Linked DNA regions of Mus musculus: region 2 is linked to region 1. A link is a contact called in ENCODE Hi-C or POLR2A ChIA-PET data. All regions are on one chromosome and are shown on one strand. The core of a region is the stretch at or near the end of the contact, and the rest is flanking DNA. Distances in the headings are between cores, read along the strand shown. Region 1 holds the start of Ncf2 (neutrophil cytosolic factor 2). Region 2 overlaps Gm46246 (a long non-coding RNA gene).

The links. A loop is a pair of places that touch in the nucleus more often than their neighbours do. ChIA-PET counts read pairs that join two places held with the same protein, here RNA polymerase II (POLR2A).
Region 2: a loop to region 1 is called in a map of gastrocnemius, with 2.2 times the contacts of the local background. The contact joins the enhancer-like site here to the promoter of Ncf2 in region 1. A Hi-C loop is called at or near these places in 7 of 37 maps with a recorded cell type or tissue (Patski, gastrocnemius, heart and 1 more). POLR2A ChIA-PET finds 5 or more read pairs at or near these places in 1 of 5 experiments (Patski).

Annotation. Positions count from the first base shown.
Region 1 is chr1:152,798,862-152,804,008 of GRCm38, forward strand. It overlaps Ncf2 (neutrophil cytosolic factor 2), which reads left to right and starts at 1,292. Exons shown (of 16, transcript NM_010877.5): 1 at 1,292-1,652.
Region 2 is chr1:153,383,770-153,389,294 of GRCm38, forward strand. The region is part of intron 1 of Gm46246 (a long non-coding RNA gene); the gene reads right to left. Among named protein-coding and RNA genes, the nearest start is that of Gm46246, 10 kb to the right of the region's middle. Within about 2 kb of position 2,698, at least 1 of the 3 ENCODE cell types and tissues checked has a DNase peak (open chromatin) inside an H3K27ac peak, as active enhancers do; it is gastrocnemius, where a contact is called at or near this core.

The DNA.
Region 1 (5,147 bases), core at 42-2,541:
AGAAAGGGAAGGTGGAGCGGCCTCGAACCCTCAGCAGGACAAGTTTTTATAGAAAAATAGGAGCAAGGGAGGGGGTGAGGGAGAGGGTGTCCAGTCTGGCAAGCATCTAATAGAATGGCTATAAGCTGAGAGGTGGGTGCTCTGAAATAAGGCCGTATACAAATAGCCTGAAGGTACATCTGAAACAGTCAGACTAATCTTTGATTAACTATTGATAGGAAGTAGCCAGGAAGTGTCCTCTGGCCAAGGACAAGCCGTGTGGTCCTTCCTGGTACGTGGGTACAGTCCCAAGATGGGGTAGGTTTGGTCTCTCAGATGGCCAGTCTGGCCTACTGATCAAGTTCCAAGACAGACAGGCCTACAAAGAGAAACCCTGTATTGAAAATCCAAAACAAAAGGCAAGCTTGATGGCACACTAAATTGTAAGGGCTTAGACTTTGGCTGGAACTCAGAAGAGCCCTGGGAAAAACTGAGCTCGGGTGCTTCTCAGTCTCCTCTCTGCCACCTCCCCTGACCCCTGCTCTGGAGGGCAGAGCATGGCAGAACCTACCGCTCCCTCTCCTGACCCTAAATTCTGATTCTCCCCCCCACCCCCCAAGACAGGGTTTCTGGCTGTCCTAGAACACTCCGTAGACCAGGCTGGTCTCGAACTCAGAAATCCACCTGCCTCTGCCTCCCAAGTGCTGGGATTAAAGGCATGCACAACTACTGCCAGGCTTAAATTCTGATTCTTGAGAGCTAGAACTTCACAGGCCTTGCTGTGTGTCCATTGTATTCCAACCGGCTGGGAGTGTTTCGGTCCAAATGTGGGCCGTGCTTTTGCTGTGGTTCAGACAACAGATCCCAGAAAAGAGGAGGGAGCATGGATGCTTCACTTACTGTCATACGTTGGCAGACACATGCAGAATGACCACATGCTTTCAGCTGCTACAACAGAGGAATCAACAGAGAATCTTAGAGATTTCCATCTTACTAAATGTGGAAATGGTTGGGTTTCGAACTTGGGACAAATGGCTTAGGTGGCTATAGCATATCAAAGCAGAGCTGGCCACCAGCTTCTCTCTGTAATCCTCCACCCTCTACGTGTCACAGAGCCTCCTATCAGGCATACCCTGCCTCCTATCCTGAACTCTTGGGCCTTGAGGTCTGCTCTTCCCTACATAATCCAATCATTTCTGTAACCTGCTGTCTTTGTGCCTTTGGGCCTCCTGGCTGCTGTGCCTGGCTCCTCCCACTCCCTTCTTCCTCCCCTTCCCTCTCCCCACATAGCACAGCTCAGCCTGTTCCTGTCTATTCAGCACTCTCCCGGAGGTCCCTGACTCTGGCTGTGCTCTCTCTCCCACACAGCTATAATAAACTCTCTCCTCCACCATATCTGGGAACAGTCATGTTCCTTTTCCTTTCTTATTTCTTTTCTTTCTTTTTCTTTTTTTTTTTTCCCATTCAGAGTGTGTTTCTAACTCGTCACACTCTTCCTTTTCCTGTGATGACAAGGTCGGTGTGAAGCTTTGTGTTTCGAGCTTGACAGGATCTAGATGAGCCTCAGGTCACACCTCTGAGGGATCGTCTGCCTTAGGTTAACTGAGGTAGAGCATCTGCTATGAAAAGTGACCAGGACTTGGGTCCTCCCTGCATAAAGAGAAGAAGGCTACGTGAGTATGAGTTGGTCCCCTGCATCCTGACAGTGGGTGCCTTGTGACCAGCTGCTTCAGGGTCTGACACCATGATTTATCCACCATCATGGACTGTACCCTGGAGACTAGTGAGCCCAAATCAACCCTGCCTTCATTACGATGTTTCTGTCGGAGTGTTTTACCACAGCAAGAAAATTGACTACTTCACAGCTTCTCCTCCTGTGATATCAGAAACCACTTGGTCTCCAGTAGTCTTTAGCCTTAGATGTCCTCGGTGCGAGAGTCCTTGCCTGAGGAAGCAAGCCGAAGAAACTGCATATGCGATCCCAGCGCAATCATGAAAGAAACCACATAACGTTATCTGAAAGAGCCCCCCAGCACTGCGATGGGATAGCGTGTGGGGGTTCAGCATTCTGAAAGAATGCAGAACTGAAAAGGATGACTGTAGCCCCAAAGAGAGCTAAGATGTGTGGGGCGTGACACCATTTTATTAAAATGTCTTAGATCTGCCATATTTACTCAGAATGTTAGGTGCTAGGTTCTGTGGGAAACAAGGAAAGCAGAAGGGCGCTCCCTGCCTCTAGCACTTACAGCAGAGCCCCTGTGTTCAGGTGCTGGGATAGAGAATGAAGAGAAATGCAGAGGAAGGGAAATCAATCTCTGTGGCCTTCTCGGGGTCAGGGAGGGTTTCATGTCGGGTGTGAGACAAAACTGATTCTCTGAGGACAGGCAGGTGGGCTCTGGTTGCACAGGCCTGGAATTCTAGCTACTTAGGTTGTGGCGAATTCAAGCCAGACCTAGGCTGCAAAGCAAGTTCAAGGACAGTCTTGGAAACCTAGTGAGATCCTGTCTCAAAATCATTTTTTAAAAGCCGGGGAAGGGGCTGGAGTTGGAGGTCAACGGTAAAGTACTTGCACAACATGTGAGAGGCTCTGGGTTTGATCTTCAGTACCGGTGGGGTGGGGTGGGGTAGGCTGGGAGGATGGATAACAGTAAAGTCTTCAGAAAAACGTATGATGAGAATCCACATTTAGGGTCTCAATTGTTTATTTGGTTAATTACCCATTCAGCCAATCATGAGAGTTTTACTAAGTATCCCTAGGAAGATGCTGGCATTGTTTGAAGTATACAGAGCTGAAAATGACCCCAGTCTCTTGCATGCTTAATATGAGGGTTCTTTGAAAGAATAAGTATACCTTACACATTCATTGTGACTAGGGTAGTCTGCCAACCAAATAAAACAGCAGTCATGATTTTAAAGGCTACCTGTGGCTATCTAAAGTCACGTAGAATCTAGATCATTTTTCTCTTGCTCCATTTTCCTTCCTTCTCCTCTGTCTCTGTCTCCAAAAACCCCAGCTTCGCCTCCCTTTTCCCTGTCCAATTACAGGCTTCTTGTTGTATTAACATTCAAATTGATTGGACCTGGAAAATTCTGCTACACAAAACTGCTGGGGTCCCACCCCCACATTCAGGTACTGAGATGGAGCACGGAGAGGCAGAGCAGAGGTTGATGATCTCTGGCCTTTAACCCTCTCTTGTTCTTCTGGGCCAACAGCTGATGGCTTCTGGAAATTAACTCTCTCTTGGTATTGGGGGCGGGAGTTGGGTGGGGAGGGAGGGTGCTGGTGGCAAAAGCTGACAATTAACTCCTGCTAATAGCAGCAGAGGATTAAGAAAAGAAACTTAGTTATTTGGGCTCTTTATTCTTTGACTCAGGCCTCTTGCTGTCCAGGTGAGAGGCCCAGAGATCCTTAACCAAATGAAAAGAGAGAGAGAGGGAGAGAGAGAGAGAGAGAGAGAGAGAGAGAGAGAGAGAGAGAGAGAGAGAAAGTCAGGCACACACAGAGAAGCAGAAAATGGCTATACCACCCCTTTATTGTTGTTCTTAGTTTTTAGTTTTTATACCTTCTCAGGATAATTGATCACATGGTGGTTTTTGTTTTGTTTTGTTTTGTTTTGTTTTTTGGTTTTGGTTTTTCGAGACAGGGTTTCTCTGTATAGCCCTGGCTGTCCTGGAGCTCACTTTGTAGACCAGGCTGGCCTCGAACTCAGAAATCCGCCTGCCTCTGCCTCCCGAGTGCTGGGATTAAAGGTGTGCGCCACCACGCCCGGCTGATCACATGGTTTTTAAAGCATTCTTACATTCCATAAGTTCATAGTAAGTTTAAGGCAAAATGGTTCATGTCATGGGTCGATAAGGCTTCAGGAGTTACAGTAACATTGTTTACATGTCTTTCCATTAAGACTAGTACCTGAATAAATAGTCACTATTTTATGGTTCTACAAGATCATTATAAGTTTAAAGTAATAGTTTTTATGTTCCAAGTTAGCATGGGTTTGTCAAGAGACAAATCATCTGCCTTGTGTCTTATTATTTTAATCTTGTATAGGTAAACTAGTTCATCACTTATTTTCTGTCCTTGCACCTACAATAAATTGCCCACCTCCAGTTTATGACCTTTAGTTACCAGAGAGTGGCCTCATTCTTAACCTACAAGAATGTTTTCCCTGAGTGTAAATTTGTTCCAAGCCAGTTTTCTTTTCCTAGAGCAATAAGCTCATGAACCTGAAGGTTTACAAAACTCTATTTGCAGCTTTTATTCTATAGGGGGCTTGAAATTACTTGTATTAGTTTAGGAGTATAAAATCATTATCAGGAATTATGAAATCATCAGTTCATCTACACAGCATTGCTGCATGAAAGTACATCTCCATATTTATTCTGCAAGAGAGCTTCCCAATAGGATGGGCTGATGCCCAGGAAGCAGTAGGCTATGCAATAGTGACAGGAAAGACCTATCAGCAGCGAGAAGCAATCCTGGTCTCTGAGGACCCTGCATCTCAGAGCACATGCATTGCAGTCATGCAGAATGGTGGGCCATCTGCAGAAAACTCACTTGTTTGCCCTGGTCTTCCTAGATGACTTCTGACACAAAACAAAACAAAACAAAACAAAACAAAACAAAACAAAACAAAACAAAACAGCATAGCATAAAAACAAACTCAGCATTTATGCCTGAACCAATTAGAACACTTGCCAGGATGTGGAAAGGAACAGAAAACAGCTCTAGAACTGATGGAGTGTGGCCCACCAGTTAGCACAACTAGTGTGCCTCAGTGAGGCGGAACCCTGAGGAGTATGTGTCCTAAGGACTTCATGCTGTTATAGAGTTTTGCTCTGCTTGTTGTCCTCCAGGTCACCATGTCCCTCCTCATCTTTGAGTTGTATGAAAACTCTAAGGGGGTTTCCAGTTCCGCGCTGGACAGTATCATTGGCACTTAGAATAACAGTGATTGATCTTTTTCAAGCTTTGCTGCTGGAACATATTAATGATGCAACCCCCAGCCTCAGAAAGAACTTAGAGACGTAGATGGTTGGTAACGTCAACCACCCTTAGAAAGAGTTTGGAGATGTAGATTGTTAGTGAAGCTGTTAAGATGTTTTTGTTAGTGATTCTGATGTAGAGAATCTTGGGGACATTTGGAAAGGCACTCTTTTGATTCTTGAGT
Region 2 (5,525 bases), core at 1,448-3,947, 590 kb after region 1:
TGGGACTTTTAAAGTTGTTTAGATCTTGGGGATGAATAAGAATGTAAGGGTTGAGGCTTACTAGTGATTTGTTTGTGTGTCAAGTTGACAAGGGGTCAATTGTACTGGCTAGTTTTGTGTCAACTTGACACAGCTGTAGTTACCACAGAGAAAGGAGCTTCAGTTGAGGAAATGCCTCCATGAGATAAAACTGTAAGGCATTTTCTCAATTAGTGATCAAGGGGGAAGGGCCCCTTGTGGGTGGGGAACATCTCTGGGCTGGCAGTCTTGGATTCTATAAGAGAGCAGACTGAGCAAGCCAGTAAAGAACATCCCTCCGTGGCCTCTGCGTCAGCTCCTGCTTTCTGACCTGCTTGAGTTCCAGTCCTGCATCCTTTGGTGATCAACAGCAGTATGGAAATGTAAGCCGAATAAACCCTTTCCTCCCCAACTTGCTTCTTGGTCATGATGTTTGTGCAGGAATAGAAACCCTGACTAAGACACCTAGCTTGAAAAGGGCATTTCTAATGTATCATTTTCTTTCTTTCTTTTTAAAGATTTATTTATTTCATGTATATGAGTACACTGCAGCTGTCTTCAGACACACCAGAAGAGGGCATCATCGAATCCCACTGCAGATGGTTGTGAGCCACCATGTGGTTGCTGGGAATTGAACTCAGGATCTCTGGAAGAGCAGTTAGCACTCTTAACTGCTAAGCCATCTCTCCAGCCCCTAATGCATCATTTTCAAAATCTTTTTTTTTTTTTTTTTTTTTTTTTTTTTTGGTTTTTCGAGACAGAGTTTCTCTGTGTAGCCCTGGCTGTCCTGCAACTCACTCTGTAGATTTGGCTGGCCTACAGAAATCTGCCTGCCTCTGCCTCCCAAGTGCTGGGATTAAAGGCGTGTGCCATCCCTATCCACCTCATTTTCAAATTCTTATATTTTAATGCAGACTCATTCTATTTCTGATCCAATAAATTGATTTGCATTACTGCCTGAAGTGTCATGGAAGCGTTGTCTCTGTGGCACAGCCTGGGTCTTTGGTGTGTCCATGGACATAACTGGAGATAGGAAAGTTAAGAATTCCATTTTGCTGCTGACCTGGGGAGCAGGCTGCATCGTCTGAACACACCTATGGACCAATTCCAGTTTTAAGGTCTTTGAACATTTTATGTCACTTAACTATCCCGGCCAGCCAACGAGGTGCGTTCTACCACTACTCCCCATGACAGATGAAGCAATAGAATTTCAGAAAGGCAAATACATTTCTCAAGGTTACATAGCTAACAGTGGGCTGTGTTCACACAGTCAGCCTTGAGTCTGTAGTGACAAGCGTCCTGATGTTCCCTGATGTTCTCTGGATCCCTGTCAGAAGGCATCTGTCTCCATCAATGTCCTCCGGGGCAGCCTTGTCCCTGGGAATTCCAGGCTTACAATTCTGCATCAGGAACAGAGCCGACTTACCTAAGCCTTTCCCTCCAGGAAACACTTCACTTCCTCCAGTGTAATGACCCTCTTCCTTTTCCATACAATTCAATTGGAGACAAAGAGCTGCGATTTGATACCTCCTCCCCTGTGCTGTGGGCGTGAACCTGGGGCTTTCAACATGGTAGTCGGGTTCTGTAACCTGATTTATATCCCAGCTCTTTTTGTTTCTTTCTGAATTTTATCTTTTTATTTTTTAGGTATATCTATTATGTATATGGCATTCTGCCTGCATGTATGCCTGTGGCCCGAGCTGACCTTGTGCTCTGATAGCCCTCCAGGAATACAAGTGAATGCCAGAATGACAGTGCTCCAGCCTTCTAATGCCTTTTTTTTTAAAATAAATTTATGTCTGTGTGTGTGTGTATGTATGTCTGAGTGTACGTATGTCCTTTTTTTTTTTTTTTTTTTTTTTTTTTTTGAGACAGGGTTTCTCTGTATAGCCCTGGCTGTCCTGGAACTCACTTTGTAGACCAGGTTGGCCTCGAACTCAGAAATCTGCCTGCCTCTGCCTCCCACGTGCTGGGATTAAAGGCGTGAGCCACCACTGCCCGGCAGGCACATCCATATTAATGCAGACACAGACACCACAAGAGGGCAGATCCTCTGGATCTGGAGTTACAGCCAGTTGGGAGCTAGCTGCCCCCTGTGGGTGCTGGGTATTGAACTGGGGTCCTCTATGACCAGAAAGTGCTCTTAGTCACTGAGACTGTCTCCAGCTGGTCCACAACGTCTTTAAATGGCATAAATGCACATCCTAGAGTAATGAAAACTCATTTTCTGATATCTTTACCAGGTTAAGAAGAAGAAGAAGCAAGAGAAAGCTCCCAGGAGGACACCCATGGTGGCCCACACCCCAGATCCCAGCCCTCGGAGGACTGAGGCAGGACGGTTTTGACTTTGAGAAAAAGCAAAGTAATCTAGCAAGACCTTGCTTCAAAGTGAAAAACAAAACAAAACAAAACAAAAACAAGCTGAACAAAAGTTTTACTCTAGAGTACTTCTGCAATGTAGAATTATATAAGGTGAATTATGAAGTGCCCTTTCATAACCATGTTCTCTGTGATACGACCGCTCCTCTGCAAAGGCTACAGCTGAATAATGTCTTATATTGTCCTATCCTTTTGTTATGTTTGCCTGGATCCAAATATTTAGCGCGCATGCGTGTCTGACTGACGTGCAATCGCGCGCCTGCGTATGTGTGTATTTGTGCACGTGAGTGTGTAAATTTGTGTGTGTGTGTTGATGACAATTGCCCCATCAATGGCTCTCCACTTCATCTGAGTGAGTCTTCATCGCCGACTATGAAGTCCCGCGTGGGCTGCTAGCTTTTCTTCGGAGTAGCTTTAGTTAGAGATTTAGTTTGTGTCCTTCCTGCCTCTCTCTAGTGCCATGTGCCCTTAAATAGTAGGGCAAGCCTTTATGTAGTTTATACAGAATGAGATTTAAAACCTGTATTTATCTCGAAAAGAACTGAAAAAGGAAGCTAAACAAGTATGGAGGGGTCAGCACAGGCCGTCAAAGGCTGAAGCCTCAGCAGAACACGGAGCCGCAGGTTAAAGTGCTGGAGGTTAGAAGTCTGAGCTTGCACAGCAGACTTCTGAGTCAGAGCTGGAGCAGGAATGCTTCACTGTGCCCAGCCCTTTGGGACTGGGGCTTGCATCAGTCCCCAAAGCTCTCCAGTGCCGCCGTGTGGTCAGATGCAGGAGCTACATGTACTAGAGAGCCGTTCTGAAGCATCCCACCTTCCAGGAATATCTGTTGTTAGAGTTCGGGCAGAATGAAGACAAAGGAAAAAACTGATGTGCCAAGACGAGGAAAACATAGATTATTTAGGAATCTGTTGCTAATTGGAAAGATTTTTGAAAGTTTTTAAAAATCTGTTTCATTAAGAAAACCAAACAATAAATCCAGTCACGTTTCCCAACATTCTCTGGTATACCTCTTCAAAACAATAAAAAGGAAGTTTCCACCAAACAAAACTTCAAAATTCCAAACTCTCCACATGCACTCGTTATGTCTTCTCTGGCAAATGTAAGCTTTGTGCAACTTTTTATGGGCTTAGGGTGTAGCTCTGTTGTTCTAGACTCCAGGAAGCCCTGGGTTCCATGCCCAGCACCAAATACAATGGCTTGGGGGTCGCATGCCGATAAGCTCAGCACTCTGGAGGTGGAGGTTCAGAAATGCAAAGTCATTCTCAGGTATGGAGTGAGTTGGGTGCTAGCCTGGGTAACATGTGATCCTGTTGCAAAAAAAAAAGTTATCAAATAGTAGAGATTAAAATGATATATTAATGGGATTGATGAGATGATGGCTCAGTGGGCAAGAGCACTAACTGCTCTTCCAAAGGTCTTGAGTTCAAATTCCAGCAGCCACATGGTAGCTCACAACCATCTGTAATGAGATCTGACGCCCTTCTGGTGTGTCTGAAGACACCTACAGTGTACTTACATAGGTATCTTAGTCAGGGTTTCTATTCCTGCACAAACATCATGACCAAGAAGCAAGTTGGGGAGGAAAGGGTTTATTCGCCTTACACTTCCATACTGCTGTTGATCACCAAGGAAGTCAGGACTGGAACTCAAGCAGGCCAGAAAGCAGGAGCTGATGCAGAGGCCATGGAGGGATGTTCTTTACTGGCTTGCTTCCCCTGGCTTGTTCAGCCTGCTCTCTCATAGAACCAAGACTACCAGCCCAGAGATGGTCCCACCCACAAGGGGCCTTTCCCCCTTGATCACTAATTGAGGAAATGCCTTACAGTTGTATCTCATGGAGGCATTTCCTTAACTGAAGCTCCTTTCTCTGTGATAACTCCAGCTGTGTCAAGTTGACACACAAAACCAGCCAGTACAATTGACCACTTGTCAACTTGACACACAAACACATCCACTAGTAAGCCTCAACCCTTACATTCTTTTTTTTAATATATTTTTTATTACGTATTTTCCTCAATTACATTTCCAATGCTATCCCAAAAGTTTCCCACACCCTCCCCCTCCCTACTCCCCTACCCACCCATTCCCATGTTTTGGCCCTGGCGTTCCCCTGTACTGGGGCATATAAAGTTTGCCTGTTCCAATGGGCCTCTCTTTCCAGTGATGGCCGACTAGGCCATCTTTTGATACATATGCAGCTAGAGTCAAGAGCTCTGGGGTACTGGTTAGTTCATAATGTTGCACCTACAGGGTTGCAGATCTCTTTAGCTCCTTGGGTACTTTCTCTAGCTCCTCCAATGGGGGCCCTGTGATCCATCCAATAGTTGACTGTGAGCATCCACTTCTGTGTTTGCTAGGCCCCGGCCTAGTCTCACAAGAAACAGCTATATCAGGGTCCTTTCAGCCAATGCTTGCTAGTGTATGCAATGGTGTCATCGTTTGGAGGCTAATTATGGGATGGATCCCTGGATATGGCAGTCTCTAGATGGTCCATCCTTTTGTCTCAGCTCCAAACTTTGTCTCTGTAACTCCTTCCATGGGTGATTGTTTCCAATTCTAAGAAGGGGCAAAGTGTCCACACTTTGGTCTTCGTTCTTCTTCAGTTTCATGTGTTTTGCAAATTGTACCTTATATCTCGCTATACTAAGTTTCTGGGCTAATATCCACTTATCAGTGAGTACATATTATTTGAGTTCTTTTGTGATTGTGTTACCTCACTCAGGATGATTCCCTCCAGGTCCAACCATTTGCCTAGGAATTTCATAAATTCATTCTTTTTAAAAGCTGAATAGGGGGTGGGTATGGGGGACCTTTGGGATAGCATTGAAAATGTAAATGAGGAAAATACCTAATTTAAAATGCAAAAAAATATTAACTTTCCATATTTAATAATAAATACTATAATATGTGCACATTAAAAAAAAAAGCTGAATAGTACTCCATTGTGTAAATGTACCACATTTTTTGTATCCATTCCTCTGTTGAGGGGCATCTGGGTTCTTTCCAGCTTCTGGCTATTATAAATAAGGCTGCTATGAACATAGTGGAGCATGTGTCCTTCTTACCGGTTGGGACATCTTCTGTATATATGCCCAGGAGAGGTATTGCTGGATCCTCCTGTAGTA